2 separate regions of the Mus musculus genome follow, and region 2 is linked to region 1. A link is a loop called in an ENCODE intact Hi-C map of the cell type or tissue named here. Cell type or tissue: gastrocnemius. All regions are shown on one strand.

Evidence for each region. Peaks named below come from ENCODE experiments on the same cell type or tissue, not always from the same donor. Only the 100,000 strongest peaks of a DNase experiment are listed, where the experiment ranks them.
Region 2: a loop joins it to region 1, with 3 times the contacts of the local background. A loop is called at or near these places in 12 of 42 quality-filtered maps.

The regions. Positions count from the first base shown.
Region 1 is chr5:125,266,895-125,274,894 of GRCm38, reverse strand. No RefSeq gene overlaps it. Among named protein-coding and RNA genes, the nearest start is that of Gm32585, 18 kb to the right of the region's middle. In gastrocnemius, CTCF peaks have their summits at 1,144 (motif pointing left), 3,172 (motif pointing right), 4,110 (motif pointing right), 6,618 (motif pointing right) and 1 weaker place; DNase peaks (open chromatin) are centred at 6,332, 6,609, 7,091, 7,624 and 6 more places; H3K4me3 peaks cover 1,063 bases; H3K27ac peaks cover 5,003 bases.
Region 2 is chr5:125,053,433-125,061,432 of GRCm38, reverse strand. Ncor2 (nuclear receptor co-repressor 2) reads left to right here. Exons shown (of 47, transcript NM_011424.3): 18 at 5,558-5,700. Among named protein-coding and RNA genes, the nearest start is that of Rflna, 54 kb to the right of the region's middle. In gastrocnemius, a CTCF peak has its summit at 4,437 (motif pointing right); DNase peaks (open chromatin) are centred at 3,547, 3,784, 4,351, 4,579 and 1 more place; H3K4me3 peaks cover 5,667 bases; H3K27ac peaks cover 7,732 bases.

The DNA.
Region 1 (8,000 bases):
GGGGGCAAAAGTGTGAGGGAGAGGCAGGAAGATCAGAAGTTCAAGGTCATCTTGCTCTACACAGTGAGTTCAAAACCAGCCTGGGGCTACATAAGACCTGGATGAAGAAGGAGAAGGAGGAGGAGGAGGAGGGGGAGGAGGAGGCTGATTTGGTAGCAAAAACCTTTAATCCCACCACTCAGAAGGCAGAGGATCTATGAGTTTGAAGCTAACCTGGTTTATACAGTAAGGTACAGCCAGCTAGGACTATGTAGTGGGATTCTGTGGAAGGAAGAGGGAGAGGGGGAGGGGGAGGGGAGGGGTGGGGAGGAGGGGGAGGGGGAGGAGGAGGAGGGGGAGGAGGAGGAGGAGGAGGAGGAGGAGGAGGAGGCAGAGGCAGCAGCCCGGTGGTGGTCATACTCTTTTAATCCCAGTCTTGGGAGGCAGAGGCAGGTGGATCTCTTGAGTTCAAGGCCAGCCTGACCTACAGAGTTCCAGGATGGCCCAGGTTACACAGAGAAGCCCTGTCTCAGAAACAAAACAACAGGGGCTGGCAAGATGGCTCAGCGGTTAAGAGCTGAGGTCCTGAGTTCAAAGCAAGCAGAGGTCCTAAATTGAATTCCCAGCAACCACATGATGGCTCACCTGAACAGCTACAGTGTACTCATATACATTAAATAAATTAATTTAATCAAATAAACAAAACAACAAGAAGAAGCTAAACTTGGGGTTCAGATTCCACTTCCCCAGCGCTACCTCCCCCCTTTATCTACACACTGACCTTCCTCTCAGTGTGTAACATTTGGCAGCCGGCAAGCTTTGTCTGTTCCAGATATTCTCAGAAAGAACCAGGCAGTGGGGAGCCTGTCCAGTTGGCTGCAGGGGCTCCTCCCTGCTGAGTAGCGTGCAGGGATCGGATGGCTGCCACTGGTTGTCAGTCATCTGGGATATTTTTACCCTGTGGGCTGACACGCCCACTGATCTCTCTCCACATTTATAGTAACCCGCTTGCAAAAGCTGGTTGCTCAATCTGCAGCCTTCTGGGAACCAATGTGGAAAGGTTCCCCGACCGGTGTGTGTATGTTTGTGTGTGTGTGTGTGTGTGTGTGTAAGAGAGGTCTGTGCTGTGCGGAGGCCCCAAAGCCCCAAAAGTCTAGACCTAGGAAACAGCTGCTTACAGCACCCCCTGCTGGATCTTGGGGAAGGATCCTTTTTGGTTTGGTTTGGCCTGCCTCAGTGTGTGTGTGTGTGTGTGTGTGTGTGTGTGTGTGTCCAGAGATCCTCTTCTTCACCCTCCCTCTCCTCTCCAGGCTGGGATTACAAACACAAATGATCATGATGCCTGGCTTTCTTATGATATTAGGACTTGAACTCAGGTCTTTCTGCCCATTTTCCCGTTATTTACTGAGCTATCTCTTCAGCCCCTCCTTTTTGTTTTTGTTGTTGTTGTTTGTTTTGTTTTGTTTTTTGAGGCAGGATTCCTCTGTGTAACCTGGCCGTCTTGGAACTCATACTGTAGACCAGGCTGGCCTTGAAGTCAGAGATCTGCCTCCTGAGGAATTAAAGGCATTGCCCACATCTGACTTCAAGAATTAAATTATCAAAGAGGAAGCCATGTGTCTGTGAGATTCTGGACTTGTCTGGCCAGTGATATTCTATGAAACCCATGTGACACATGGCCCTTAGTCCTGCAGGCCCTTCAGTGTCCCATCACTCCTAGTTCTTGGAGGATGCTCTCTGTACCCTGTCACCACCTCCTATGCTGCCAGTGGAGGGTGTGTCACCTCTGATCATCTCCAGCCTCAACTAGGCCTCACTTTCATCAGCCCCTCTACCATAGCTCTATCCTAGCCTCCTCTGGGAAGCCCCCCTATGATGGTAAATTATAACTGTCAACTTGACACAGCATGGAATCACTCAAGAAGAAAGGCTGAGGGAGAGAATCCCTCAGAGAGAGATTGTGCATGGGGGCCCATGTGTGGGTATTTGCCTTGATCATTAATTGAAGTGGGAAGACTCACTCTCAGTGTGGGGCAGCACCATTCCCTAGGCCCCGTCCTGACCTGTGTAAGAGTGAAGAAAGCTAGTTAAGCATGAGCCAGCAGGCAGCATGAGTGTGTCCATTTCCTCTCTGCTCCTGACTGTGGATGCGATGTGACTCACTACCGGAGTTCCTGTCAGGAATGGTGACCTCAAACTGTAAGTGAAATGTCCCTTGTTTCTCTGTGGTGCTGTCACCACCGCAATAGAAATGACACTAGGACACCCCCCCCCATAACTGCTCCCTCAAGCTTCCCTCCTCAACACCCCTGGAGTGCTTTTGTACCCCAGTCAATGCCAGGTCGCTTTGGAATAGTTGAGATCCTAACTCTGGTTGTTGGAGCATGTACACACACACACACACACACACACACACACACACACACACACACACACACACACCAGGCCTGGCATTGTGATGGACACTCTGGTCTGTGACCCAGAAGCATGTCCAACTTCACAGGAAATATCTGCCCAACGCCTGCTGCATGCTTGGCACCAGGGTCCTGGGGTGGGGTGCAGGTGGAGGCGCCCAACCGACGCCCTTCCTCCCAGATGGCTTTGCTATCCTGCTGCTTCTTGCAAGGGGCATGGCCGAATCACAGACCTTAGCAACCCCCACCCATTTAAGACAATACACCTGAGAGAGGCAGAGACAGGGGCTTCAGGAATTCAAGGAATAAATGAGCTAGATAGCAAGGTAGAGGCCAGCCTGGGCTACATGAGACTCTTGTCAGACAAACCAAAATGAAGCCGGAGGATTATAAGTTTTGGAACAGCCTGGGCTGAAGGTGAAGCCCTAACTCAGGAAAAAAAAAAAAAAAAAAAAAAAAAAAAGCAATGAGCAAAAGCCAGAGTCTCTGCAGGGGGCGGAGCAGCCAAGGAGGTGGGGGGAACCTCTGTATTCATGTTCACTCCACTGTCCTGCTTTGATCTGTCCCTGGGACATTTGGACTGTCTGACAGGCCGTTCCTGGCTCTCACATGCAGCCTGGGCCTTCTGTTCTTCCCGTAACTACCCAGGAGTCTTTCTGAGATATCATCGACCACAGCTTGTCCTTTAAGCACGCCCTTTAAGCTTTTCCCAACTCTGAAGACAACGCCCTCAATCCTCATCCTGTGCCTAGAGGACCGACTTCTGGGTAATTCCAGTATTGACCACTAGAGGGCGGTTTGCACACGTCGGATGCCCAGTGGCGCCTTTAAGGGCTGGCCAGTGTCCCGTTATTCTTGGGATGTGTCAAATCCGACTTTAACTGTTCACGGGCTGGTTTGGGAATGGCTAACCTTGAGCAATTTTATTTTGTGAGTGTTCCAGAGAGCCTCTCCCACACCAGAAAAATGTCTTTCTTAATCTTTAGCATTTGAAAAGGTCTTAACACTAAGTGGCTTGCTAAGGAGCCCTAAGCTAAAACCCAGGTCTCATGATTAAGATTCTGAACCATGAACAACAGCCATCTGTGCTGCTAACCTCTGTCCCACTTGCTGGGCTGCCTTGGAGCAATTCCCTACATCTCTGAGCTTGCCTTGCCATTGGCAGCTCATGGAAGGGAGCGAATATTAGATTACTGCCATGCAAAACCTCTGGCAGCCTCTATGACGCTAGAACAGGAGATGCATGGCGGTGCAGAACTCAACAGGGTGAGGCAGGACAACCATGACATTGAGGCCAACCTGTATTACATAGCAATTACTTATTTACAAAATAAATAAGAAATAAAAGTGGGTGTGTGCGCAATCTCTCCGGAGATGGGACTACAATAAAAACGCTTGGATGCCCAGCTCCCAGAAAGCAACTATTAGGCACCTGCTATATGCGGAGCACTTTCCACCCTGAGAAGGTGCTTAGGTTCTCTCATTCAGCAAGTGTCCGGGTGGCCACCATGTGCCTAATGCCCTTCTGTGTGTTGGGATCGTGTTGGGCTGGGTTCCCTAGAAGGAGAATGGGAGGCAGAGGCTGGTGGCTAAGGGATGTCCCCGGGTAGAGAGAATAAGCCTAGTAGTCAAGGGCAGCTGTGCAGTAAAGGCTGTCTATGGGACAGAAGTATAACAACCAGGAGCGGGGAGCAGCTTGAAGCAGCTGCAGGTACAGAGAACGGCCACCAGGGGTCGCTGTGGTTCCAGTCACTAGAGCAGAGCGCCTGGCCACAGACAAAACCCGCAGCTACTCCAGGCTTCTGTGGCAGTTTTAAAACCAAGGAACATCTACTTTTTGAGGCTCTAGACACGTTAAGCGTGAAAAGCAAACAAACAAACAAATGTAACAAACCCAGGCTGCTTAAGATACACTGTTGAATATGTTTGTATTTAAAAGGCTATCCCCACTTTTTCTCTCTCTGACTCTTTTCTCTCCCCTCCCCACCCCACTCTCTCCACATGTTCCTGCCGGCCTCTTCCCTTCCCCATCCTCCCTTCTCAATCCCCCTTCACATGCCCCTCTTCCCATGCCCCCAAATAAACTCTATATTATATATATATTTTTAAAGGCTATCTTCAGTTCCCATATTCAGATGCCTTGTCGTGTTGCCAAGCCATGGAGCTTGCAGACAATGTCTATGGAAATAGCAACAGTTCTTTAGCCCAGGAAGCCAGGCACAGGGTTGGGGCGTTCATATGCATCTCCAAAGTAGGTCCGGGGTTCAGTTTGCACAGCTGTCTTTGGGATAATTATGAAACGGTTATTGGGATCTATGTCCTTGGGAACTATGAAATGGCAGATCCTGGGGGCTGGAGAAACAGCTCAGACGTGAAGACCACTTTGGTGTTCTTGCAGAAGACTGCAGTTCAGTTCCCAGTACACATATCGGCTCACAGACACCTGTAACTGCAGAACCAGGGTGGTCTGGCGCTCTCTTCTGGCCTTTATGGGTATTGCACACATGTGTGCACACATTCACAGATAGGCAGACACATACGCATACACATAATTTTTAAAATAAAATCAAAATGGCAGGTTCCGGCCACTACCTACCCAGCGAAGACCAAAGCTGGGCTCTGGCTTCTACATCCCTAAGATGTTGTCATTACTTGAATATTTGCTGTGTACTAGACAGATGGTACCACGTTGACCATTTGTGTTCAGTATTTGTGACCTGAGAGAGTGCTGATGTCATCATTCCCTCGTTTTTACAATGAGGAGGCTGAGGCACAGAGAGATGACGGTTGATAGGGAAACAGGTTTGCACCGCAGCGGCTAGGCCAGCTCATGAGTGCTGCCCACTGTTCCTCTCTGTGCAGCACCCAAGGACTGCCCGCTGTGCTGGTGACCCCAGAAAGAGCATCTCAACCCAGGTCAGGAAGTGTGACCAGTGCCAAGGGACCCCGGGAGGCCTAGGGAGGAAGGGAGGTCACGGGCTCAGGCCCCAAACTGCATCTGTCTAGAACAGAGATTCTGAACCTTCCTAATGCTATGGCCCTTTAATACAGTCCCTTAAGTTATAGCGACCCCCAGCCACAAAGTTATCTTTGATGGCACTTCAGAACTGTAATTTTGCTGCTGTTATGAATCACAATGGAAATACTTTCGGAGATAGAGCTTTGCCAAAGGGGTCTCAACCCACAGGTTGAGAACCGCTGGTCTAGAAGGAGCCCCATTTATCTGGCCAGGCTGCTTTGGTGAGGGTCTCAGTTCAGGATTGTCCCCAGACAGGTGGCACACACTGGGTGAAACGAGGAAGAGTCACATGTCTAAAAATAGTGCCTGTCTCCCAGAGCCTGTCTGTCACAGGACAGAGTGGAGCAGCTAGGAGGTGGGAAGGATTCTCTGGAATTTGGGGGTTAGGTATACAGGTTCAGGGGAGCTGCCCCACTCTGAGGTTTGGCAGTGAGCTGGGCTGGAGAGCTGAGGTACTGGGGCTACACGTGGCACCATTCTGGAGTCAGGTTTACGCCATCCAGTGCTGTGCTTTTGCAGGAAGCATCTTCTATGTAGGAAGTGGAAGGAGCTTTGTGATGTGATACCCATTTCTCTCATCTACTCCCTTAGGACATGGGTCTCCACCCCCAATCTGCCCCTCTTCCACCACCCTGCTTTTACCCTGCCCTGAGACCACATCGCCCGCCACAGACAGATAGGAAAGGCTTTATGTGGAGAAGGACTTGTAAGCTGATACACACAGCACACACAGTGCTCCCTCTGGTCTCCCTCTGTGGCTATGGCTACCATCTGCCCTCTGCTGGGCCACAGGAATGTCTTCTGTTGGAGGGGCAGGGACTCCGTCACGGGCCTCTCTGACCCAGCTTTGTATGGCTCTTGGCCCTGTGGTCTCAGACTGTGGGCAGCAGCTGTTTGGGGGCAGGACATGGTTTCCTCCTGACATCAGCTTTGGCAAGGGAGCAGGCAGGGGTGGGAGGCCAGCCCTGTGGCAGCAGGCTGGATGCATTGTAGCTCCCTGGGCAAGGCTCTATGACCATACCGTGCCCACGTATAATTCACAGGAAAGCCACTTCCTGCCCCACCCACTCCAAGGTCCAGATGAGGGTGGGCGAGAGGGATTTTGGATGGACATTTCGCTCATGGCAATTGGAAATGGTTTTCAGATGTATCACGGAATGTGGAACAAACCCAGGCAAACTTCCCTGCAATCCTATAAATCACCAGCAGATGGCGCTATTGGCCACACGACAGGATTCTGGCATCCTGGATTGCTCAGTGGTAGAACTTGAACCTGGGACTGAAGTAGAAACTCTCAGGCCATAGGCTTACACACTGCAGGTGGTTTACAGCAGGCAGATGGGAAAGGCATGCCTGGCCCAGACGCTGGCCAGAAAGGGTAGCTGCAAGAAGCAAATGAGGTACCTCCTTCCTACCAGTACCTACTATTCAGAGAGGCATGTTGGTCTCTGAGTTCAAGCCTGGACTACGATCCCTCACAGAATTAATTTCCTGGAAGAAAAAAAAAAATCAATGCTTGTCCCTCGGTGCCAGACATTAAAGTCCTCAGGATTGGCGGTGGCGGGCTGTTTTGACAGGGATGAGAATGGAGACACCCAAGAGACTGCTGGAAGCTCAGTCAAAATGCCTCATTTCCTGACACCCGCGTCGCTGAGCACACTGTCATTGAGTCAGGACACGCAGCCACCCGCCCCTGCAGCCATTCATCCCTCCCCACCCCCACCCTCCCACATTTCATTTGCGAGCCCCTCGGTGTGCAGCTCGGCTCGTGGCGGCTGCGGCGGCAGAGCAGAAACCCCAAATGATCTATTTATGGGGCCGTCCTTCCGTGTTGCTTGCATATTGTAATTAAGAGATAATGTCAGTGGAATAGAACGTTGTCACCCAGTAACGGCCTCCCGCCGCCTCGGAAATGTCACGGCAAAGTCACAGATATATCAAGCGTAAAACTGACGTTTGTTTTCAGAGCAGGGAACGCGGATCCTGGGACAGCGATACAGCTGCGGCTTCATTTCTGTCTTGGGGGTGATGAATGCCAGTGGATGGTCGGGCCCACAGGAGGAGGGGTTCTTGTCTGTTGCGGAGACCAACTGGGCCTGTGCTTTGCTTGACAGATGGAGGATAAGGCTGCCCTCTGGGTCCCATAATCTGCTGTAGCCACCAAGGTGGCCCGGGTGCCCTGGCTCCCGGCTGGGCAGTGTGTTTTCTGCAGCCCAAGCTGGCTGCCAGCTGGCCGGGTTCCCCTTCCTGTCACCATGTTGTCTCTGGAGAGCTAAGCTGCTGCTGGGGTGGCATGTCCTTGGACAACCTCAGTTTCCGAGTCACTCCCCCAGAGCCACAAGGGCCTTAGGAGGAGGACAGCAGTGACTTTGTGACTGGGGTGTCTACACTGTGGAGTGGCCTGGTGGGACCACTCCCCTGGCTGATGGTGTATCTGACATAGCCCAGCCCCCAACACATTTATTTATTTATTTATTTATTTATTTATTTATCATATGTGAGTATACTGTAGCTGTTGTCAGACACTCCAGAAGAGGGCGTCAGATCTCCTGATGGATGGATGGTTGGGAGCCACCATGTGGTTACCG
Region 2 (8,000 bases), 210 kb after region 1:
CGGGTGCGAGAGGCAAAAGTGGAGAGGCCACAGTGGCATCGGTGACAAAGGTGGGATTTCAAAGGGATGGAAGGGACCTGGAGTTGGATTCTGGCTACCTGATGGCCCAAGATCTTTGATCTTTCTCTGTGTGGTATGTGTATGCTTAGGGGACAGTGCTGTTTTCCTGGGCTCACACTTGGGTGGGGCCTGAGCCTGAACTGGAAGCTGCCTCCTTAGGGACCTGGCCCCTGCCTGCCTTAGGACAAAGATTACAGTTGTGGCGTGGAGAAGTGTTGGGGGCCTATAGGGTTGGGCCAAATGCCCCAAGTTCCCTAAAGAGAGATTAGCCTGACCCTAAGGAATCCTGACCCTGGGCAGAGCCAGTGGTTGAAGGGTAGTGGCTTAGACCAGGGTCCTTTGGATGTCTCCAGTGCAGGCGATGGAGTGTATGCTCAGTAGACACACTCTCCCTTGAGAGCCCTGCCGGCCACTGGATGTGGTCTGGTTGAGTACCTAGGCCTGGTGGGGAGGCTTAGCCACTGTTCTGTTAGAGTTGATGCTGTCCCCATTGCCAGGTCAGGCTGACCTTTCCAAGAGTGCACCGTGTGCCTCGTTGGGGACCCTGCACACAGCAGTGAAGTAGGCTGGCCAGGTGAGTAGTGTGGCCAGCCAGTGGCCAGTGCACTGAGGTCAGGGGCCATGAGCGCCAGGCTCCATCCAAGTGAGGAGATGATGGGAGGGCGTGGAGATCCCCGTAGGCAGGATGGAGATGGTCCCAGAGGAGCGACTGGAGGGTTTTGGCCTCTTGTGTTGTGATGATTCCCAGGGAGAAAGCAGGGCTCTTGTATGGATTGAGGTATGGCCAGACGTGGGTCTGGCTCTGGACTCTTTCTTGTCCCTAATCAATGCCCTAAAGGAGATGTTGGCTCCCTCCTTTCCTCACTCTGGGCCAGCATCTGACTCTTGCTAGGGAAGGAGAGGTAGTGAATGACCCTTGTGACCCCAGTTTCCACGTGCAGCATGTTTCTGCTTTGCCCATGAGAAGTTGGCATGGTTGAGGAGTATGGCTCAGTGATGTAGCCAGCCAAGGGTCTGGGGGACAGGACATTCTGACTCTGCAGACCAGGCTGCCTGTGGCTCTGTAGGTGGGCAGCTGGCCTTAGGGCAAGCCCTGATGACTTTGTCTGACATGGTTTGAAGTACCTCCTTTGTACCAGTGATTGGCAAGTACAGAGATGCTGAGGTCTGAAGTGTTTCAGGGAGAAGGTGGCCGAGGCAGGTTCACAGATGATCTCACAGGGCTCCCTGTGCCCCCCATGGGATACTGTCGGTCTCTGGTCCACTTGTACTGAATGATCCAACACTTAATGAACTCAGTGAACGCATCCATCACTTAAGTCCAGAGCAGGCTCAACATTTCTTAAGGAAGGAGGATGTGGCTAGAGGCCTCGGGACAGGGAGGGCACGTTTCTCCGACTTCTTGCTCTGGGAGGGTTTTCTTTTGCAAGGGAGTCTAAGAAAGCTGCTTCAAGGGTGGAGGTTGGGGTGGGGTGCCCTCCTAAGCTTCTCCCTGAGGGGGATCTAGGAGCCCCAGACAGTGGGAGAGCCTGTTCTCCCATGTGTTAAATCAGAGGCTTACACACTTGCTGAGCTCAGACCCCTGTGGAGGGGATTGGGGACTGGAACAGTCACAGCCCCTGAGCCACTGGAGTGCTTCATGGGTCCCAGGTAGAGCATGAGAAAGGGTCACCTTTGGCCACCATTTCGCCCCTCCCCTCTGTGGCGACTGGGCTCTTTCAGCTCTCTGCCAGCTTCAGGCCCCCTGCCTTGACTTCCTGTCTTGGCCAATTTCACTTCCTAAGTAGCTGCCTCTGAAATTCCTTCCTTAGAAATTAGTGGGGTGGGAGAACCCAAGACCGCAAGGCAGGCTGGCAAAACTGTTGCACCGAGCACACAGGCCCAACACTCCCAGGACAGACATTCAGGGGATCTTCATGGATCCCTGCCTCTGACACTCAGGTGTCTAGAGCTCCTTTTTGAGAGAGCCATTTGCAGCTCAATCAAAACCCATGAGTGTGGAACAAAGAGCTGGTCTTTGGGGAGTAGATGCTATGGAGATGAGAGGCCACCCTACCCCCATCCCTAGAGCCAGCCGCAGGGCCCAAAATGCTCCTTGGGCAGATGTCCTGGGGCCTTCTCTGGGGTTGGGAGCAGTAGAGCTGTCTGTTCTCTGTAGCTCTCCAGCCTTAGGAGCTTTGGGGTGTCCTTCCAGGAGCACCCTGACATTTTCACAGGGGGTATGCTTGCATAGGCCCCCTTTGGAGTTCCCTGTGGAGCACGGTGGGATTCTGTGGGAATGACCTGTGTCCTCAGCAGGATTAGGAATCTCTCCACCAGCCGGCCGGGATACAGGGAAGCACCATCTTTCTGTCCCAGTCCCCTGGACTTCTAGAACAGAATGGAAGGGCAAGGGCTAGAGGGAAGAGTTGGTTCTAGAAGTCAACCTGACGGGATGCTGCTCTAGGAGGCTGCTTAGTTGTCTTGGCCTCCCGGGAGCCCTTGGGACCTTGCAGCAGGTGTTCTCGGAGAATAGAGGATGTATTAGGTAACCAGGGTCCCCAGACCCTTGGCCAGACCTCTGGGAGTCCCATACCTCCCCCCCCCCCCAAATGGCTGTGGTGTTGGAGTACTCCTAAGTACATCCCAAGTTCCCCACCCTCCACCCCCATAGAAAGCCTTGGCCACCCACAGCCCTCCGAGAGGTCCAGGCTTTGGGGGCCTGTGAGGAAAGGGGGGGTGCGACCGCAGGTGGAACCGGCTGGCTGGCGGGAGGGCTGGCTGGCGGGCGGGCGGAAGAGGCTGCTTGCTCCCTGCCTGCCGGGGGTGGGAGCTCTGTTTTTCTGGATCCCTCAGTCTGTTCTTACCGCTGCTGACGCTGCCACGGATGGGGAGAGAGGGAGGGAGCCTGTGCCAGTTGGCCCGCCCAGCCGAACCTGGGCCTGTGCCCGGCCCCCGCCCGCCCCCGCCCGCCGCGTCTGGAGGTCACATTCAGTCCTGACGCGGCTCGTTGGGTCAGGCAGCAAGAAGAGCCGCGCGGAGCCCTGGGTCCCACAGCCCAGCCGTTTAGGGACACGGCTGCCTGGCCCTGTCTTGCCCGGGGCTTTTGGATTTCTTGTGGCTTGGTGGGTCTGGGGGCTCCGGGACAGCACCCTCACCAAGTGTCCTCTCTGAGACACTGGTGCCTGGAAGATCTGCGGACGCCGCGTGCGCACTGGTGACGCCTGGCACAGAGAAACCCAGCACACAGAACTGACAACTTCCCGCTGCTGCCGTAGCCCTCGCTCCCTTCCCAAGCAGGAAGGGCACTGCTCTGTTCTTTGGGGCAGCTGGTAGCTGCAGCCGGAGGAGTCCTGGGGCCATCCCCAGTGCCTGCTTTTGCCCTCTCGGCTCCTGAGGATGTGAACAGAGGTAGAACCGGGGGATACCAGCAAGAAGCCCTAAGGAGCCTTGCGGCCACAGCCTCCTAATCACCGCTCCGCTCCCTGGAGCATCCTTCCAGCCGGATGTTTCCGGAAAACTTGGCCGAGGGGGAGACGCAGATGAGAGGATGTGAGTGGTCCCCAGCTGGCGGGGCAAGAGGGTGGGGTTGGCTGGTGACGGGGACTTCTATGGGGCTACAGGAAATTTCAGCTGCACATGTGGTGGTGGTGGGGTCTTGGAATTTTGGACCCGTGGCCTGGCGCTCCTTCTTGCCTTTCTAGGGTGCAGCCAAGATCCCCTGGAAGGAGGCTGTACTTAGTCTTAGCTCCAAGCGTGCCTGGGGCATTCTCAGCGGGGCTTCCCCGGGGTGGACAGAGCAGCTGGGCTGTCTCTACGACACGGGATATGAAGTGCTCCTGTGCACAGCACCCTAATGTAAGGTTCCTAGAACAAGAGTAGAGGAAGCTCCTGTCTCCCCAGGGCTGTGTGGCACACTCTGGGAAGGGCCTCCCCAACAGCTCTGCCCAGTGCTCTTCCCTGACCACACGTGTTCGGGAACAGCTGAGCGTCATCCCCCCCACCCTGACAGTTTCTAGCTTTTATAGGCTGAGTTAGTTGGGAGACCCAGCTGTTCTGACTCCCTATTGACCTAACTGAATTTGGAAATGTCTGTTCCCCGGGGTCGGGCCACCCTCCCCTCCCAAGTCTTCATTGCACCCCACCCCCAACAGCTCCAAATGGAGACCTGCCCTGGGGTTCCGGGCCTGCGATCCCTCGGCCTGACGTGTTTGTTGGGCCCTCTTGGACGGCACTCGGGTAATATAAATAAACGCAGCCCCAGCCGCCAGGTTCTGGAAGTGGCAGCTGCTGCTGGCGCGGGTGGAGGGAAAGGTCAGGGGCTGAGTTACACTTGATCCTGAGCCCTGGCCCTCCCTGCCTCCTGTCCTTGAGGAGCCCTGAGAAGCTGCTCTGGAGCCACGTGGCTCTTGTGGTCACTGTAGGCCAGCAGGTGGCCTGGCTATCCCGCACCTCCCCCAAACCATGGCGCGTCCCCCTCCCCCCCAATGCTGCTACTATGGGAAGCTGAGGCTTCAGACCCACTCCTGAGCTGGGTGAGGTGGGTGAGAAACCTTCAAGAATTCCAGTCTTGACCAGGGTGTGGGGGAGGGGCAAGACTGACTCAAAGCCATGTAGACCTAGGGGGTCACTTGCTGGTGTGTTGGGGGTTTTATTGTTTCCTTTGTTTGTAGTGAGCCACCAACTGGGGTTTGAATGAGGGGGTGGTGAGAAGGGGGTGGGCCCCCTCCCCTGCCCTCCCCGCCCCCTGCAATTCGTAGTTACAGCCTCTTGTTCTGCTTTGACTTGTGTTGAAGAACATGATTTGAAGCCTGGTGGTAGGAAATGGGACTTAGCCTTGTCACAAGTGGCTTTGAAGCTCCGCCGAAGCGCCGGCCTCCTAACCTCCATCCCCAGGGGCAGGTTTCTGGCACTGCCATGGGAAAATGGCCAGCTTTGCCTTCAAGGGAGCTGGGGCTCATTGAAGGTTGCTGAGGGTGCACAGCCTTCTAGTATAGCCCAAGGTTTGTAGCCTCAGAGCTTGTGAGCCATGAGGTCTGTGGCCTTGGGGAGGGGTTGAGGGGGGCCTCCGCAGATCTGAAGATTGTCCCACCATGTGGTCTCAAGCTGTGACTTGAGACAGATCCACCCGTGACTGCTAAGTGCCAGGTGGGCCCTGAGTCTGGTGTGGCTCTTGAGGTGTGGGGGGGCCCCAAGCTCACCCTGCTCCCCTCCCCAGCTCGGCCTTGCTCTGACCTGAGCTCTTCCAGGGCTCGTTCCCCTTCACCTATGGTGAGACCGGAAAGCGGGCTTGTTCTCCTGAGGCCTCACTGCAGCTGTGCAGTGTCAGAGCTGGGTCACCACAGCTCCCGCCCAACTGGGGAGGGAAGGATGGGGGGAGGCTGTCTTCTGCCCCCTAGAATCTTAACTGTGGCCTCGCTTGGGGCCATGCCTGTTACTGTTTGTTTCCTGGTCCCTCCCTGGCTGTGCCCCCTTGGCTTTGGACGGTAGTGAACCCTCATCTGCCCTCCACCTGTAGGCCTCCTGGAACATGGGAGGAACTGGTCAGCCATTGCCCGTATGGTGGGCTCCAAGACCGTGTCCCAGTGTAAGAACTTCTACTTCAACTACAAGAAGAGGCAGAACCTGGACGAAATCCTTCAGCAGCACAAGCTAAAGATGGTAAGTCTGGCCAGAACTCGGTGGCCACGTCCACTGGGAACTGGGGCCAGCCAGGCCTCCCACAGCCTCGCTCATGTGGCCCCTGGCTGCCTGGCATCTGCATGGGGAGGGATGGGTGGGCTGGGCCCTGACTCAGCCAGGAATCGGACCTGGAGGTCCTAAGTGAGCAGCTTCGCTTCTGCTTGGCTGCCCTTTTGAACAGTCGGGCTACAGGGACAGGGAATGAGGGTCCCAGAAGACAGAGGCTGGAGGAAGACTTGGGGCCCACACTGACAGCTGTATCTCTAAGCAGGGCCTTTTTTACATCCATGGCCAGGAGGGCCACTGGAGCCACTGCACTGCCTTCCCATGATCCTCCCCAACCCCATCTTAACGTCATCAGCCTGTTAGGGCTGGGGAAACTGAGGACCAGGGAAGCTCTTCAGCCACCTAAGTGGGTGTATGAACTCAGAGCCGAGTAGCTCTACCACCTCTCCAATCTCCCGCCGTGGTCTGAGTGAGGCTTGTGAAGGACACCTTGAGGCCCATCGTTCCCTGGCTTTAAAGTTGTGTGGGTTCCTGTGCAGTGAAAGATGTATTGCTCTTTCCTGAGCCTCGAGGCCCAGTGCAGGGTACACAGCAGCACAGGGTGCGGTAGAGCATGGTCCAGCAGCCAGAGACACAGCATTGCTCCATTAGGGCTCCTCTCAAGACCCATGTGGAATCCAGGGACACCCTTGTTGGCCCACCCTCCTGCCCCAGCTATTTCTTACGGCTCGTGTCCCCCGAACATATGACTGCCCAACTCTCCATGTCTCCAGGGAACTGCTCCCTCTGCTCTCAATGACCCCCGGTGGGACAGTGGACCCAAGGACATAGTCATCTAAAAGGGGCCAGGTCTGAGCTTGTGGTCTGAGCACCATGTGACCTGACCAGCTTCTCCCTACTGAGCCACTTCTTTAGCTAGAAAGTAGGTGGAGGGGACAGTGACACGGACAGGAAGGAGGTGCCCGTGAATGGGAGGCCCTCTGTGGGGCTTCCTGCCTGCTTGCTCTTTGTGATACCCCTGTCACTGATGTCATAGCTACCCATCCCATGTCCTCTAGGTACCTGAAGCCCTTGCGATCACTATGCAGCAATTACCAAGGGGCTGTCTGCTGATAGGTGTAGGGGTGTGTGTGTGTGTGTGTTTGTCTAGGCTGTGCCACTTACAGGCTGTGTGGCTTTTTAGCTAAGAGTCTTATCTGCTCTGTGCCTCAGTTTCTCTGCCTGTGAAATGGGAAGGATAACAGCTCCTCCCAAGTGACAGGGCAGTACTTGAAAAGGGGACACTAGGCAATTCGCCAGCTCCCCACCAGCTAAAGCCAGATGGCAGAGGGCTCAGGGTCTTTGTGGTGTGGTATGTCTATCCCAGGTGATAGATGGATGCAAGCCTGCGTGCATGGAGTCCCTCCAAAGGACATAGGGCTCTGCCCGGTGGGAGTGTGCTCTGGCCCTGTAGCTTGTGCTCAGAGCGCACAGCCTGGCCTCTGGGCCTCAGTTCCCACCTGCTTCAGGAGTGTATGAGGAGCAGGTACCTTCCACTGAGGAAAGTCCAGTGTCTGGCCCAGGTCACAGAGTAGGACAGAGTTTGTGTATAGTGGGCAAAGGCGTGGTTGGAGTGTCTGGAGGAGCTTACTACTTAGTGGGATGTGGGAATCATGGTGAGCTATTGAGCTGAGGTGACTCTGGTCTGAATGGGATGGAGGCAGGCTGCCCAGGAAAGGGGACCCCTGCCCCGTTCTTAGCTTTGTCATTCAGGTGGCTGCCCTGGCGGAGGCCTGTAGAGGAGGTGGGCTGATTCTCTCCCCAGGCAACCTCAAGAGCTGGCTGGCTGGTCCTGAGGATCATGATAAGAGCAGTGAGCAGAGGCGGAGGCCCCTGAAGTACAGAGCGAGTACCGTGTTGTATGAGTGTATGAGCTGGCCTGTGGCAGCCCCTGACCTGGGCTGTCTGTTCTCACCCACTCGGCATCAGGCTGCCACTGTAAAGAGGGTAGGCCAAGCTGCACTAAGGATGCTTGAGCCCGGAGGATCAGGAGTTCAGGGCCAGCCTAGGCTACAGGACCGTGTCTCAAAAAGAAAATGACAAGAACTAAGAGGTTCACTTCTGTTCTCTGAGTCCTGAAGCAGTGGCTAGGGCCTTTGGCTGCTGGCCCGGCCCCGTCTGAAAGCAGGAAGGCATGCCACCCTCAGCCACCCAGAGAACAGGGGAGGCAGGAGGTCAGTGGGTGTCCCTGCCTCTCATCCCAGGCCTGGCCTGCACATGGCTGCTGGAGACTC